Linked DNA regions of Homo sapiens: region 2 is linked to region 1. Evidence: chromatin contacts called from ENCODE Hi-C or POLR2A ChIA-PET data. All regions are on one chromosome and are shown on one strand. Each heading gives the region's core, a stretch centred on a gene start or an enhancer-like site at or near the end of the contact. The rest is flanking DNA. Distances are from core to core; before and after follow the strand shown.

The links. A loop is a pair of places that touch in the nucleus more often than their neighbours do. ChIA-PET counts read pairs that join two places held with the same protein, here RNA polymerase II (POLR2A). Pooled maps may share reads with other maps.
Region 2: a pooled map shows a loop between it and region 1 (8-fold over the local background). The contact joins the enhancer-like site here to the promoter of USF3 in region 1. A Hi-C loop is called at or near these places in 2 of 50 pooled maps. POLR2A ChIA-PET finds 5 or more read pairs at or near these places in 2 of 52 experiments (B cell and WTC11).

What each region holds. Positions count from the first base shown.
Region 1 is chr3:113,694,797-113,701,732 of GRCh38, forward strand. It overlaps USF3 (upstream transcription factor family member 3), which reads right to left and starts at 1,846. Exons shown (of 7, transcript NM_001009899.4): 1 at 1,574-1,846. RefSeq lists silencers at 1,177-1,566, 1,587-2,056.
Region 2 is chr3:113,999,996-114,006,802 of GRCh38, forward strand. It overlaps CCDC191 (coiled-coil domain containing 191), which reads right to left. Exons shown (of 17, transcript NM_020817.2): 10 at 5,513-5,967; 11 at 4,642-4,751; 12 at 2,461-2,543; 13 at 1,600-1,701. It overlaps LOC105374048 (a long non-coding RNA gene), which reads left to right and starts at 1,694. Exons shown (of 3, transcript XR_924347.4): 1 at 1,694-1,913. RefSeq lists enhancers at 5,380-5,509, 5,740-5,789. Within about 2 kb of position 5,541, at least 3 of the 41 ENCODE cell types and tissues checked have a DNase peak (open chromatin) inside an H3K27ac peak, as active enhancers do; they include B cell, where a contact is called at or near this core.

The DNA.
Region 1 (6,936 bases), core at 596-3,095:
CACTTTCGGAAACAGAGGCAGGCGGATCACCTGAGGTCAGGAGTGCAAGACCAGCCTGGCCAACATGGAGAAACCCTGTCTCTACTTAAAGAAATAAAAATTAGCTGGGCTGGTGGCATGCACCTGTAATCCCAGCTACTCAGGAGGCTGATGCAGGAGAATTGCTTGAACCCAGGAGGCGGAGGTTGCAGTGAACTGAGATAACACCACTGCATTCCAGCCTGGGCGACAGAGTGAGACTCTGTCTCAAAAAAAATAAAAGAAAGTTTACGAACTTGTCTTCTTGTCTTGGGCCGCATTAAAAGCCGTCCTTGGACGGGGGTTGGAAAAGCTTGGCTTAGGCTAAAGCAAAACTGCTTTAGGATTAAGCATTCATTCTTGCATGGATACATTACACTACTTCTGCTTTCAGAAGTGCAATTACAATGTATTTTACTTCTTTTGTAACAAATACTTTGAGTACTTAAAGAGAAACAACACATGTATCCCAAACAGCAACTCTGTACTATGTTAAACAAGAGTTCTATGGGAGAGAAAAAAGTCATCAAGGTGAATGGAGAGTAGGACAGCCTGTTGATCCTTCAAAAGGCAGGTTTGTCTGTTTGGTTTTCTTTACAAAAGAGCAAACCTGGGAATATGTTTCAGGATCCATGTAACTCACCGTAAGATTTATTCAAGAAATCTGTACGTTGTTTATAGGTAAGGAAATGTCTTCTTTGCCTACACAGTTGGCCACGACTGTCTTGATCTGTGTGGTGTTAGGTTACTGTATCTACTTGATGGTAAAAATGTTACAAGAACGGAAGTTGAAATTCTGCACTTTGGTTTATGCAGTCTCATATTTCCAGATAAAGTTAATAAACGCAAAGGACCATATCCCAATGTAACGAGGAGGGTTGGGAGGACAAGCTTCAAGAACGAGTGGGGTGAATTCAACTATCAAAATTGTAAACATGAACAAGAGTCCAGGAATCTTATATTTCATCCGGATACATGAAAGTAGATTTCAAGAGTTGGTCATTCACTTGCACTGCTTCTACTCAGAAAGCAAAAGAACGGCTTCTAAAAAGAAAACACAAGCCTAACACTTCGACAGAGGGGTGAGAGGGAAAAAGCAAGCCACATGAGTCTGACGAACGGGTACGAAAGAAATTCAGAGGGCAAGGAAAGAAGGGGAATGAAGAAGACAGGAAAAGGTGAAGGAGGCGGGCAAAGGCCATCTGGTGTGAACCTGGCTGCCCAGCTCTTTATGCACCCAGGGCAGCGTGGGGCCCCTCTCGCCCCGCGCGCATCTAGGAGCTGGGGCGCAGTGCGAGCCCCCCACGGGCCTGGCAGCCGGGGACGCAGGGCGGGCGGGAGATGAGGGGTGCGCTCGCCGCGGGCGCTGACGCCCCACCAGGTGCCGCACGCAAGGGTCCCCAGGAAGGAGGCGCACTTAGCGCAGCCCTGGCCTCCCGGAGCAGGAAGGGGGTGGGTGGAGCTGAGCCCGGGGCCGCCCTCCGGAGCCGCCCCCGCAGCCCTGGCCCCCGCCCCCCGCCCCGGCTGTCAGCGGCCCCCTCCCGCAGTCACTTACCCGCCGGCTGCGCGGTCTCGGCCGCGGTGGCGGCGGCGACGGCGGCGACCCCCGCCTGGGTCATGATCCCAGGAGGGGAAGGCAGGAGTGTCTGACCGTCTGGGCGAATCTCTCCGTCCGCGGCCACCGCCTGCTCCTCCGGGGCTGGGGGAGCGCGGGCCCAGGCCCTCCTCTCCCCCCGCCCCCGCCGCCTCTTTTTGCGGCCACCGCAGCCGCTGCGAGCCCGAGCCCTCAAGGCCGGAGACCCGGCGGCAGCGCGGCCTCAACTTTCCCAGCCCCCCTCCCCCCGCCCCTCCCCGCCCCTCCCGCGGCCGCAGCTCAGCAAGCGAACAGCCTACCCTGGGCGCGCCGCGTTCCCGCCTCTTTCACTCAACCCGCCAATCAGGCTGCGGGAACGCTGCCGTGGTAGCCAATAAGAAGACAGAATGCCGTTGCACTACGCTAGAGGGCGGGAGGAGGCGGAGAGGAAACCAAGGAGTGAACGGGGATCGGGCGGCCCAATGAGGAGGGCCGGGGGGCGGAGGTGTGCAAGTTGGGTTGAAGAAACAGGAAATATTCTTAAAGGTAGAGTGACGGACAGGAAGGAAAGCCAGTAGGTGAATGGGAAAGAGGTGGGCCTGGTTCCTTAAAGGGGACGCCTTGAGAACCTAGAAAAGAAGGTGTTTTAAGAAACTTCTTTGTATCTTCTTCTGTGGTCTCTTTTCTTCGTCTTTCGGTAGGAGTTTGGAAGTGGAAAAATTGAAAAGGAAGAGGGCACGGAAGTCTTTCGGAATAGTTAGCCCCTCTTAACGTGGAGGGCAGGAAGGTGAGAAGATACGTCTTAGTAAATGTGGAGAAGAAAGAATCAGACGTTTCCGACTTCTCGATAACTGGAAGATTGTTGCTGACTTGACGCTGCTCGCATTCGTAGGCTGTGGTCTCTTGTCATCCTTTATTTGCAACAACACACAGATTTCTGTGAATTGGAGATGGCCATGTTCAGAAATGCCCTGGGGGCCTCCCAGCTGGGACAAGGGAGTTTGGCATTGGGGGATGGGGTTTGAGATCTCAAGCCTGGGTTACTAAATACCTGGATCTAGGAGAGGTAGGGCCAGGGGTCACGAAATGGAGACCTGAGTGCCCCTTAACTCCAGGATCTGTGTGGAGCCCTTGGAACCGTGATCACAACTCCCTCTTCCTAGTTTCGCTTCATATTTTATAACCTCCTGCTGAAACAGGTGTCCTCCACCTAGTTGCGGTTATAGATTTCCAAGCCCTTCCACAACCAGATTTGGAAATATCCCAGATCTTAGATGTCCGTGGGCTAACTTCCAGAAGGTGCACACAGGGCATGGCATAATGGGAATTACTTGAGCCTGTATACAGAAGCAGCAGACATCGCATTGAGCAAAAGGGTAAAGGCTAACAGTAACGGAGTCTTATGTTTGTACAGCAGATTGAAAAGCTATGATGAAACGGAAGGCCTGTAATGTTGCTTATAAACTGTGGTACTAATAAACAGGCTAGAAATTTTCTTTAACTCATCCATCTAGGCACACGAAGTTCTAATTAGCCTTTGAACAGACTTGGCACATCCAAATCAAAACTGCAGATAAGAAAGATTCTACGAGTCAGAGCCATAATAGCAATGCTAATAACATCACCATAAAATTGTATAGTATTGGTATGCTCAGCCATAGGAAACAATTTCCAGTGTGTTCAGAATACAAGGTATTTCTCGTTAACAAATATCATATCCAGGGTGTGCATGATTTCCTAAACAACTGCAATGCATCAATTCTAAAGTAAAAACAAATAGTTTTGATGATTCATGAAACAGAATTTAACCATTCCTTTAGATCACCTTTAAAAAATACACATTAATATATTTCTGGCACGATATAGACGTAGAAAAGAAGAACAATTTCCGTTTGATAAAGATCAGAATATTAGCTTTTTAAATTAATCCTTATTACCTAAGTGTAGCCTAAATCCCAAACAGGGATTTTTCTCTTTTCTTTTCTTTTTCTTTTCCTTTTCTTCCCTTTCCCTTTCCTTTCCTTTCCTTTGTTTTCCTTTCCTTTCCTTTGTTTTCTTTCTTTTCTTTTTTCCTGCGACAGGGTCTCCCTCTGTTGCCAAGGCTGAAGGTCAGTGGCACTGTAACAGCTCACTGCAGCCTCCACCTCCCAAACTCAAGCGATCCTCCCACCTCAGCCTCCCAAGTAGCTGGAACCACATGCCCGGCAATTATTTTTTTCTTTTGGATAGAGATGGGGGTCACATTATGTTGCCCAGGCTGATCTTCAACTCCTGGGCTGAAGCCCAGAGATCTTTTTTTTTTTTGGCTTTACCCATTCAACATCAGTTTCAGATAATCACACCAGTCCTATTTTCAAACTAGCTGGCAGTGCTTACAGTGACCTATATTGGTGGTAAAATATACTGGCCAAGTGAAACTGGTCTATAGGGCTGTTAGTTCATTTTTTTCAAGTGGACAGAGTGAATCTGATTTTCACCCACATTCTTGAGACTTTTCAATGGTGCTGAAAGACTATTTGCATGATATATAAGTACTTCCTTGCATCCCCAGTTTCATATCAAGACCTCCGTTTTTTCCTACTACTGGAGATGAGTGACTGCGGGAGGAGGCTACTGAAAGCCTGGGGCGGCGGCCAGAGCTGCGGGGAGGCCCCGGCCTCAGCTCCACCCACCCCCATCCTGCTCCAGGAGGCAAGAACGCGCAAAGTGAGCCTCCTTCCTAGGGACTACTGTGTGCGGTACCTGGGGGGTGCCAGCGCCCGCGGGGTGCGCACCCCTCTTTTCCCCGCCTGCCCCGCGTCCCCGGCTGCCAGGCCCGTAGATGCGCGCGGGGCGACAGGGCTCCCATGCTGCCCTGAGTGCATAAAGAGCTGGGCAGCCAAGTTTACACCAGGTGACCTTTGCCCGCCTCCTTCACCTTTTCCTGTCTTCTTCACCCCGTCTTCTTTTCTTGCCCTCTGATTCTCTTTCGGAACCACTCGACTCCTGTAGCTTGCTGGGTTTTTTTAGTTTTTCTTGTGTGTTTGTTTTTTGAGACGGAGTCTTGCTCTGTCGCCCAGGCGACTCACTGCAACTTCTGCCTCCCGGATTCAAGCGATTCTCCCGCTTCAGCCTCCTGAGTAGCTGGGATTACAGGAGCACGCTGCCACGCCCGGCTAATTTTTTTGTATTTTTAGTAGAGATGGGGTTTCACCATGTTGGCCAGACTCGTCTCGAACTCCTGACCTCAGGCAATCCGCCTGCCTTGGCCTCCCAAAGTGCTGATTTCAGACGTGAGCCACAGCGCCCGGCCTTTTTTTTTTTTTTAATGGAGTCTCGCTCTCACCCAGGCTGGAGTGCAGTGGCACGATCTCGGCCCACTGCAACCTCCAGCTCCGAGGTTCCAGCGATTCTCCTGCCTCAGCCTCCCGAATAGCTGGGACTACAGGCGTGCGCCACCACACCCAGCTAATTTTTCGTCGTTGTATTATTTATTAGAGACAGGGTTTCACCATAATGGTCAGGTTGGTCTCAAACTCCTGACCTCGTGATCTGCCCACCTCGGCCTCCTAAAGTGCTGGGATTACAGGCGTGAGCCACGGCGCCCGGTCACTTTTTAACTCTCACTTCTCTGTCAAAGTGTTAGGCTTGTATTTTCTCTTTAGAAGCCATTCTTTTGCTTTCTGAATAGAATAAGTGAATGGCCAGCTCTCTTTTTTTAATTATTTTTTTAGAGATAGGGTCTCACCCTGTTGCCCAGGCTGAAGTGCAATGGCATGATCATAGCTCACTGCAACCTCAACTCTTGGGCTCAAGGAATCTGCCTCAGCCTCCCAAGTAGCTAGGACTACAGGCACTTGCCACCACACCTGGCTAATTTAAAAAAAAAAAAAAAAATTGTAGAGACCAGGTCTCACTATGTTCCACAGACTGGTCTTGAACTCCTGGCCTAAAGGGGTCCTCTCTTCTGCCCTCCCAAACGACTAGAATTATAGGCGTAAGCAACCGCTCCCGGCCTAAATGGCCAGCTCTTGAAGCCTACCTTCCATATTTCCCAAAGAAACTGCCCAACTTTTACCCAATGCGGTCATAATATTTGTTTCCACATTCCCAGTGGCAATATACATGGGCTCCAGATATTCCGCAGCATGGCCAACACTTGATATTGTCACTCTTTTTTTTAATTCTAGCCATTATAGTGAGTGTAAATGGTATCTCATTGTGATTTTAATTTCCATTTCTTGGCTGGGCGGGGTGGCTCACACCTGTAATCCTAGCACTTTGGGAGGCCAAGGCAGGCGGATCACCTGAGGTCAGGAGTTCGAGACCAGCCTGGCCAACATGGTGAAACCCCATGCCTACTTAAAATACAAAAATTTGCCAGGCATGGTGGCAGGGGCCTGTAATTCCAGCTACTTAAGAGGCTGAGGCAGGAGAATTGCTTGAACCTGGGAGGCAGAGATTGCAGTGAGCTGAGACCGCACCATTGCACTCCAGCCTGGGCAACAAGAGCAAAACTCCATCTGAAAAAATAATAACAATTCGCCCATTTAAAAATCAATATGTTTGTCTTACTGAATTGTAAAAAATATTTAGGTGCTTTGGATAAAAGTTCTCTCTCAGATATGTGTTGTGCAAATACTTTCACCCAGTCAGTAACTTGCTTTTTATTTGCTTAAGAATGTCAATAAAAAAAAAATAATAAAACAAAATACAGGCATACCTTAGGGATATTTTGGGTTGGATTTCAGACCACCACTATAAAGAGAATATTACAAAAAAGCAAGTCACACACATTTTTGGTTTCCAAGTGCATATAAAAGTTACGCTGGGCCAGGCACTGTGGCTCATGCCTGTGGATTGCTTGAGCCCAGGACTTTGAGACCAGACTAGGCAACACAGTGAGACCTCATTGCTACAGAAAAATTAACAAATAAAAAAATGAGGCGAGAAGATCACTTGAGACTGAGGTCAAGGTTACAATGAGCCATGATCTCACCACTGCACTTCTGCCTAGGCAACAGCAGTGAGACCCTGTCTCACTAAAAAAAAAAAAAAAAGTTATGGCTTGCCAAGTGCATTGGCTCAGGCTTGTAATCCCAACACCTTGGGAGGCTGAGGTGGGAGGATCACTTGAGGCCAGGAAATCCAGACCAGCCTGGATGACAAAGAGAGACCCTGTCTCTACCAACAATAAAAAATTGTAAATTAGCTGGTAGCATGCACCTACAGCCCCTGCTACTTGGGAGGCTGAGGTGGGAGGATTGCTGGAGCCCAGAAGTTTCGGGCTGTGGTGAGTTATGATCATGCCGCTGTACTCCAGCCTAGGCAACAGAGTGAGACCCCATCTGTTAAATAAATAGATA
Region 2 (6,807 bases), core at 4,291-6,790, 310 kb after region 1:
GCTATTGTCTTTATTTGCAGATTAACTACGGTTTAAGGAGATGTGCATGGGTGCCATGTTGACAAGGGGTGGACTTGTGATGGCTAATTTTATGTGTCAACTTGACTATACCATGGGGTGCTAGATTAAACATTATTTTTGGATGTGTCTTTAAGGATGTCTCTCGATAAGATTAGCATTTGAGTTGGTGGCCTTAGTAAAGTAGATTGCCCTCACTAATGTTGGTGGGCATCATCCAATCTGCTGAGAGCCTGAATAGAACTTTCAAAAAGGAGGAGGAAGGAAGAATTTGCCCCTTTTTGCTTCCTGCCTCCCATCTGGAGCTGGGATATTGGTCTTCTCTTGCTCTTTGACTGAGATTTATGCCATCAACTCCCCTGATTCTGAGCCTTCAGACTTGAACTGGAATTACACCACTGGGTTTCTTGGGTCTCCAGATGGCAGATGGCAGATCATGAGACTTCTCAGCTTCCATAATTGCGTGAGCCAATTTCTCAAAATAAGTCTCCCTCTGTCTATATGTCCTACTGGTTCTCTTTTTCTGGAGAATCCTGACTAATACAATTCTCCATTCAAATTTCCTTTTCATGAAAATACTTCTAATTTCTCCAAATTCTTCATGAAACATACCTTATATGACTTTCTTGATCTCTCTCTCTCTCTTTTTTTTTCTTAGAGATGGTCTTACTTTGCTGCCCGGGTTGGAGCTCAGTGGCACAATGACAGCTCACTGCTGCCTCGAACTCCTGGGCTCAAGGATTCCTCCTGCCTTAGCCTCCCAAGTAGCTGGTGATTATAGGCAGGTGTCACTGCGCCCAGATGATTAAAATTTTTTTTTTATCGAGGCAGGGTCTTAACATCTTGCCCAGGCTAGTCTCAAACTCCTGGGCTCAAGCAATCCTCCCACCTCAGCCTCCCAAAAGTTCTGGGATTACAGGTGTGAGCCACAATGTCTGGCCCCTTGATCTCTTTTCGTCTATGTAGCACATGATGTCAAATACTCTACTACAGTGTCTCTGACACGTTTGTATTTTTAGGCCTTATCTTCCCAAGCAGAATTTAATAACCTTAGAGTAAGAGCTTTTTCTCTTATTTCTTCTGTGTGTATTATTATTTCTTTGTGTATTATCACTTCTTCTTCCATTTGTTCATTCATTTATTCACTCATTAAACACATATCTGCTGGGTGCCAATACAATAGTGAACAACATCAGACTGTTCCCTTAACCCTTATGGAGATCACAGTTTAGTTGGGGATGTAGAAATGAATAAAACAGCCATAAAACAAATGCACAATGATAACTGTCAATAATGTTCTGAAGGGAAGATACTTGATGAGAGTCCACAAAGGGGGACCCAACCTAATTCTGAGTGGAGAGGAGGGTGGGCAGGGCAGGAAAGGCTAATCTGGACAAAGTTCTGTTTTAGCTGAAATCTGAAGAATGAGTAGCTTTTCACTAAGTAAGATAGAGAAAAGAAGTGAGGGTGAGAGAAGAGTATTCCAGATAGAAGTTCTGGGTTAAAGAAGGTGGATAGGGCCACAGTATCACACACAGCAAACCTCAAGATACAGGGACTGACCAAATAGACAATACTAACCATTTTCTTCAGTCTCTTCTCTTCTCGTTTTCTTTCAAGCTGTGCCTCCTTTTCTTCTGCCTCCCTTTTCTGACGTTCCTCCTCTTGGGCCTTTAACTGGGCCTGATTGAGATTAGAACCCAGAAATATCAGAACCCTCAATTTGAACAGAAATGTGATCTTTTATGTTTAGGATAGTCAAGCGTCTACCAAAGTGCCTGTCCTATCTCTGGAAGAAGTCTGCATTTTGTGATAAAAGTAGAAAACTCAATCAACCTGTCATCAGTTACGTAACTTAAAAGTTTCTCCAAAAGAATCCTTTTCTACTTGGGAAGGTAAGACTGATCATAAATAAGATCACCAATCTTTCATTAAAAAATGATTACTTTTTAGTTCTTACTGTCATCTGTGAAAAACTAACTCCAAGTTAGAAACAGTTTAGGGGGAAAAAGGTTTTCTTTCATTTCACCAGAAAACCCCCAATTGTTGGAACTGTTTATTTTTTCTTGGTAGTTACAAAATTTACTTTGGATAGTCTAGGTCAAAACTTTGGAAAATAAGAACTATCCCTCTTTGCAAATTCAGTAGGTCAGACATCTACCTATAATACACTAATCTTGGTTATGTGTAAATCTTCTAATCTGCTGACTCTCATCAACTTTCATAACATTTTCTTCCTGCTGTGTTAATGATGTTGATGTTTCTGTCCCCCTTATTTTCCTAAAATTGTCACGGAATTCAGGCCACTAGGCCAAAAAACCATTTCCAAAGTTGATGTAACTCTATTGTCTCAGGAGTTCTGAAAAAGCAAGGTTTCATTTTTTAAGAAAGACCTGGACAAATCCTTCTTTTTTGACTCAGTTTGCATTTTGAATCTATTACCAATTTTTCTTCTTCTTGTTTTTTCTTCTTCTCTGCCAAGATCCGCCTACATTCAGCTCGTTGAATTGCTCTCTCTTCCATAGCTAGAAAATAGTAACAGAGTTCTAATATTTTTTATATTGAAAAAATATGAGGAATACTGCAAGAGAAATGTCTCCATTTCATAGTAAAATTTAGTGTTATTATTAGGGTTTTCTTGTAAGTTGAATGTTCACAATCTCAGAAAATATATAGAGATAAACAGAACTTATATACTCTACAGGTTAAAGACCTATTATCCCATCCTCAGCAATGAGGAACAATTTATAAATTAATTATTTTGTTTACATTTTTATTAAAATAATTGTTTACTGATTTATAATGTGCCTTGATGATACTTTTAGTATATGAAACCCAGAAACCAGAATTCTAATTTGATTATATGTTTGATGAATGCAGAAAACTTTAATTACATCTAACAAGTACTTTGAGAGTAGAATCGTTCCTCAAATCCTATTGAATCTGCTAATTTTTCTTAAGTCACTGTACATATGTCTGTATATATAAGAATAACAACAAACAAACTAAAGTTTGGGGTCACGATGAATATATTTGAATCTAGTTTTAAGGCCTGGATATACAGATGGGCAGGAAATGGAATTGTACCAGGCATTTGGAGAACTGGCATCTGAATGAATTTGAGTGTCAGACTCCTGTTCTTGACAGGCTATTAAATATCGATCCAAAAGAAACAAATGTGCAAGATGGTCTGATAATATGACTCTATAATCAGTTGGGGCTTTCATAGGAAGAGGGGCATGGATGGGAGGAGTATCAAGTTCTGCTCACCTAAGCCAGCCAATAGTTACTTTCAGTTCCTTGTGCCATATTTTAGAGAAAAGAATTTAAGTCCAAGTTTTAAGAATTAATAAACAAAAAACTCACCAGGCTATTTCTTACAGTTATTAAGTGTCTGCTTTGCTGAAAAAGAATGGTAGTGCCACAGATGGCGAGAGTGAAATTGTCTCTAAGAAGGCAGAAATAGACTAGGGGATTAAAGTAAGAGACCCCTAAGAAGCAGAGTCTCTGGTAATATGCCCTTTGCCCATCTTTTCTAGATCTAATCATCAAAAGACTACTTGAAAGTAGACTGGGCTTCTAAAATAGCTAACTCCTTGACCAAACAATAATTTTAAAAAAATAATCATACTTAACTGGGTATTTACTGACCAAGCTTAATGATAGGCAAAGACAGCATAAATTGCTGTCCTGGCAGATAGTTAATGCAAAGACTGCCAATTTCTTCATTAATAGGAATTGACTGCAGGCACAGTGTCTTTCATTTGTAATTACTTCTTGTTAAACCAGCAATCTTGTCACAGGTAAAAAATCAAATTTACAAACCACAATATAATTGTCAAAGTGCCAACCACCACATGCAAACATAAGTACAGTGAAGGACTAAGCATATAGTAAAAACAATTAGCAGATTCACTAGGTGGGTTCTGAAGAATGCTTCTATTCGTATAGTTTAGTTTAAATAAGGGTTTCTGGCCAGGTGCAGTGGTTCATGCCTATAATCCCAACACCTAGGGATGTTGAGGTGGGAGGACTCCTTGAGGCCAGGAGTTTGAGACCAGCCTGGGCAACACAGGAAGACCCTGCCTGTACCAAATAAATAAATGTTTCTAGATGCATCAAAAATGTTATCAAATTAACATATCTGGTTTGTAGGTTTTATTACTAAAATCCTATCAACAAGTTATAATATTATAAAATAATAACTTATCTTGGATTACTGTAAACTGATCAAATTTGAACATTAACAAAGTACAATGACAGGTGTCCTTTATCAGTGTTTGTCCTTGGCAGTTACTCAGAGTTTTCTCATTTGTGTAATTATTCCTTTTTTTTTCACAATCCAAATCTCAAATTACAGAAAAATGATATACCTTTCAGCTATGTTTTTTTGTGTGTGTGTTGGCTGGGAATGCCAAAAAGGTTGGCAAAAGGGGCAGGAAAAAAGTAGTGGGGCTCTCTGGTGTACTCCACTCCTCACATGTCTACCATTCTGAGATTTTTGATGTCAGGTTCTGCCAAGTCTCAAAACCTCAAGAGTTGCCAGAATTCAGTCCCAGTGTACACATTCTACTCTAGGAGAGAAGATAACAACCACCAAGGCCACCACCGAGACAGCCCTGCCTTTTAGTATGGGATGCGGTGTCATCAATTGCTTTGGTTTCCTTCTGAGTCCAGAAAGAGAATTTCGGGAGTCACTTCTGCCTTCAGTCCCAGGGGAAGCAACAGGTGAACTAGGGAAAAAATAAAGGAAAGGAATTTAGACTACTAACCAGTTTCCTTCAAACTCCTTTGACCTGAGATGCTCAAAGCCTTTTACAGACCTTAATGAATCCCTACTCTCTGAGATAACTACATATTATATCCACTCCATAAATATGTGTAATGAGGTATGGAAAGGTTGTGTGATCGGCATGAGTCTACACAGTGAGTCAGGTACTGTGACTCCCATCCTAATGCTTCAAATCCATAGGTGTCACCACATCTTATCCTACCATTTACCACATGCAATGAGTATGTCTCAAGCACAACTGAAACCATCTTACGTGGCTTTTGAGAAACTTGGGCTCTTATTTGAGGCTCAAAGATGTTTTGTTTTATCCCTAACAACTACAAATTTAAGCTAGGAAATAAGCCAGCCCAGGGGCTGCTCCATGTGGACCTGATGTTGTCTGACTTGGCTTCTCAGCACTTAACATAGCTAGAAACCCAGAAATAGAGCAAGACAGCATTTTTCTCTTTAACTGGCATAGTAACAGAGATCCTCAAAGGCAGCCGTGACCCAAATGCTAACAGTATAACTGGATCCTTACAGGCATCCTTGACTATCTGTGCCTGTCATATACTAGTCATAACTAGGCTTCTTTGCTTTGAGAGTGCAAAATCAAGGAAAAGGAACAATCATGGGGCTCAGAAGCAGGGCAAAGAAGCTCAGGAGCCCAAAGTGAAAAACCCCTTAAAATGAGTCCAGCGAGTTCTGATAGAACAGACATACTTCACAAGCATCTGGCAGGTTCTTGGTTCCTCTTCTCTGGGCTTTGACAGCAGGTGGCTCTGTGCTTCTGTGACTGCTAAGGCATGCTCTGCTGCCCACTGAGCCTCTGCCAGCTGCAGGTTTTTCTTCAGCTCGAGAATTGTTTTCTGCTGTTCCTGAAGTTTCTTCTTTTGCTTCTCAATCAGCTGTTGCTGGAAGACATGGCGGTTGTGGAAATGACCCAAGCAAAGCGGTTCTGCTTTCTGGCTGGTAGTTCTGAGTGTCTCGTTGCTGCCAGGCTGTTGAGAGGGTTCAGCACCCAGGGTCTTGTGCTGCTTATTGCCAGGTGCACTCAGAGAGACATTCTGAAGGGAACCCTGCAAGTTGCCTGTTGTTGTTCTTCCCAGGGGAGGACTGAGCATACAACCACTGCTTCCCAAGGGAGGCTTTTCCCACAAAGGGGGCACAGCAGTCTCCTGAGAGAGAGAAACATGTTATAGCTCAACTATTTAAAGGACTGTGCTGATGAAATCCAACATTTATGAGGTCAGTATTGTTTTGTTTAATGGCACAACTGCCATGTATTGCAGGTAAAGGTGGTCTGTGCTCCTGGCCTGGCTACCTCAGAGGCCACCACTCTTAAAACATGCATTGCTGCTCACCATGAAAACTGGGAGAGTGGCCGGCTGTGGTGGCTCATGCCTGTAATCCCAGCACGTTGGGAGGCCGAGATGGGCAGATGACTTAAGGTCAGGAGATTGAGATCAGCCTGGCCAACATGGTGAAACCCTGTCTCTACTAAAGGTACAAAAGTTGGCCAGGCATGGTGGTACGCACCTGTAATCCCAGCTACTCAGGAGGCTGATGCAGGAGAATCGCTTGAACCTGGGAAGTGGAGGTTGCAGTGGGCTGAGATTGTGCTACTGAACTCCAGCCTGGGCAACACAGCGAGACCCTGGCTCAAAAAAAAAGAAAACTGGGAGAGTGGCTACAGCTGTATGAACCATTGCCATGGGCCAGGACATTCGTAATAGCAAAAATCTTCTCTTATAAATTTCTAATTTGGACAGTTCATTTGTGAATTAGGCAAGGTTACTCCAGATATATATATATATATATATATATATATATAAATATATATATTTTATATATAAAAAACATGAATTTAATATGCATAAATTGACTCTGAATTTTAGTGGAAATTTGAAGATGTTGTGGCAAAGGATATATTCTTTCTCGAGAATGTCTGAAAACCAAAGAATATCTTTACAAATGAATAATATATCTCTTTTCTTTCAATGCCTCTCCTGACACTA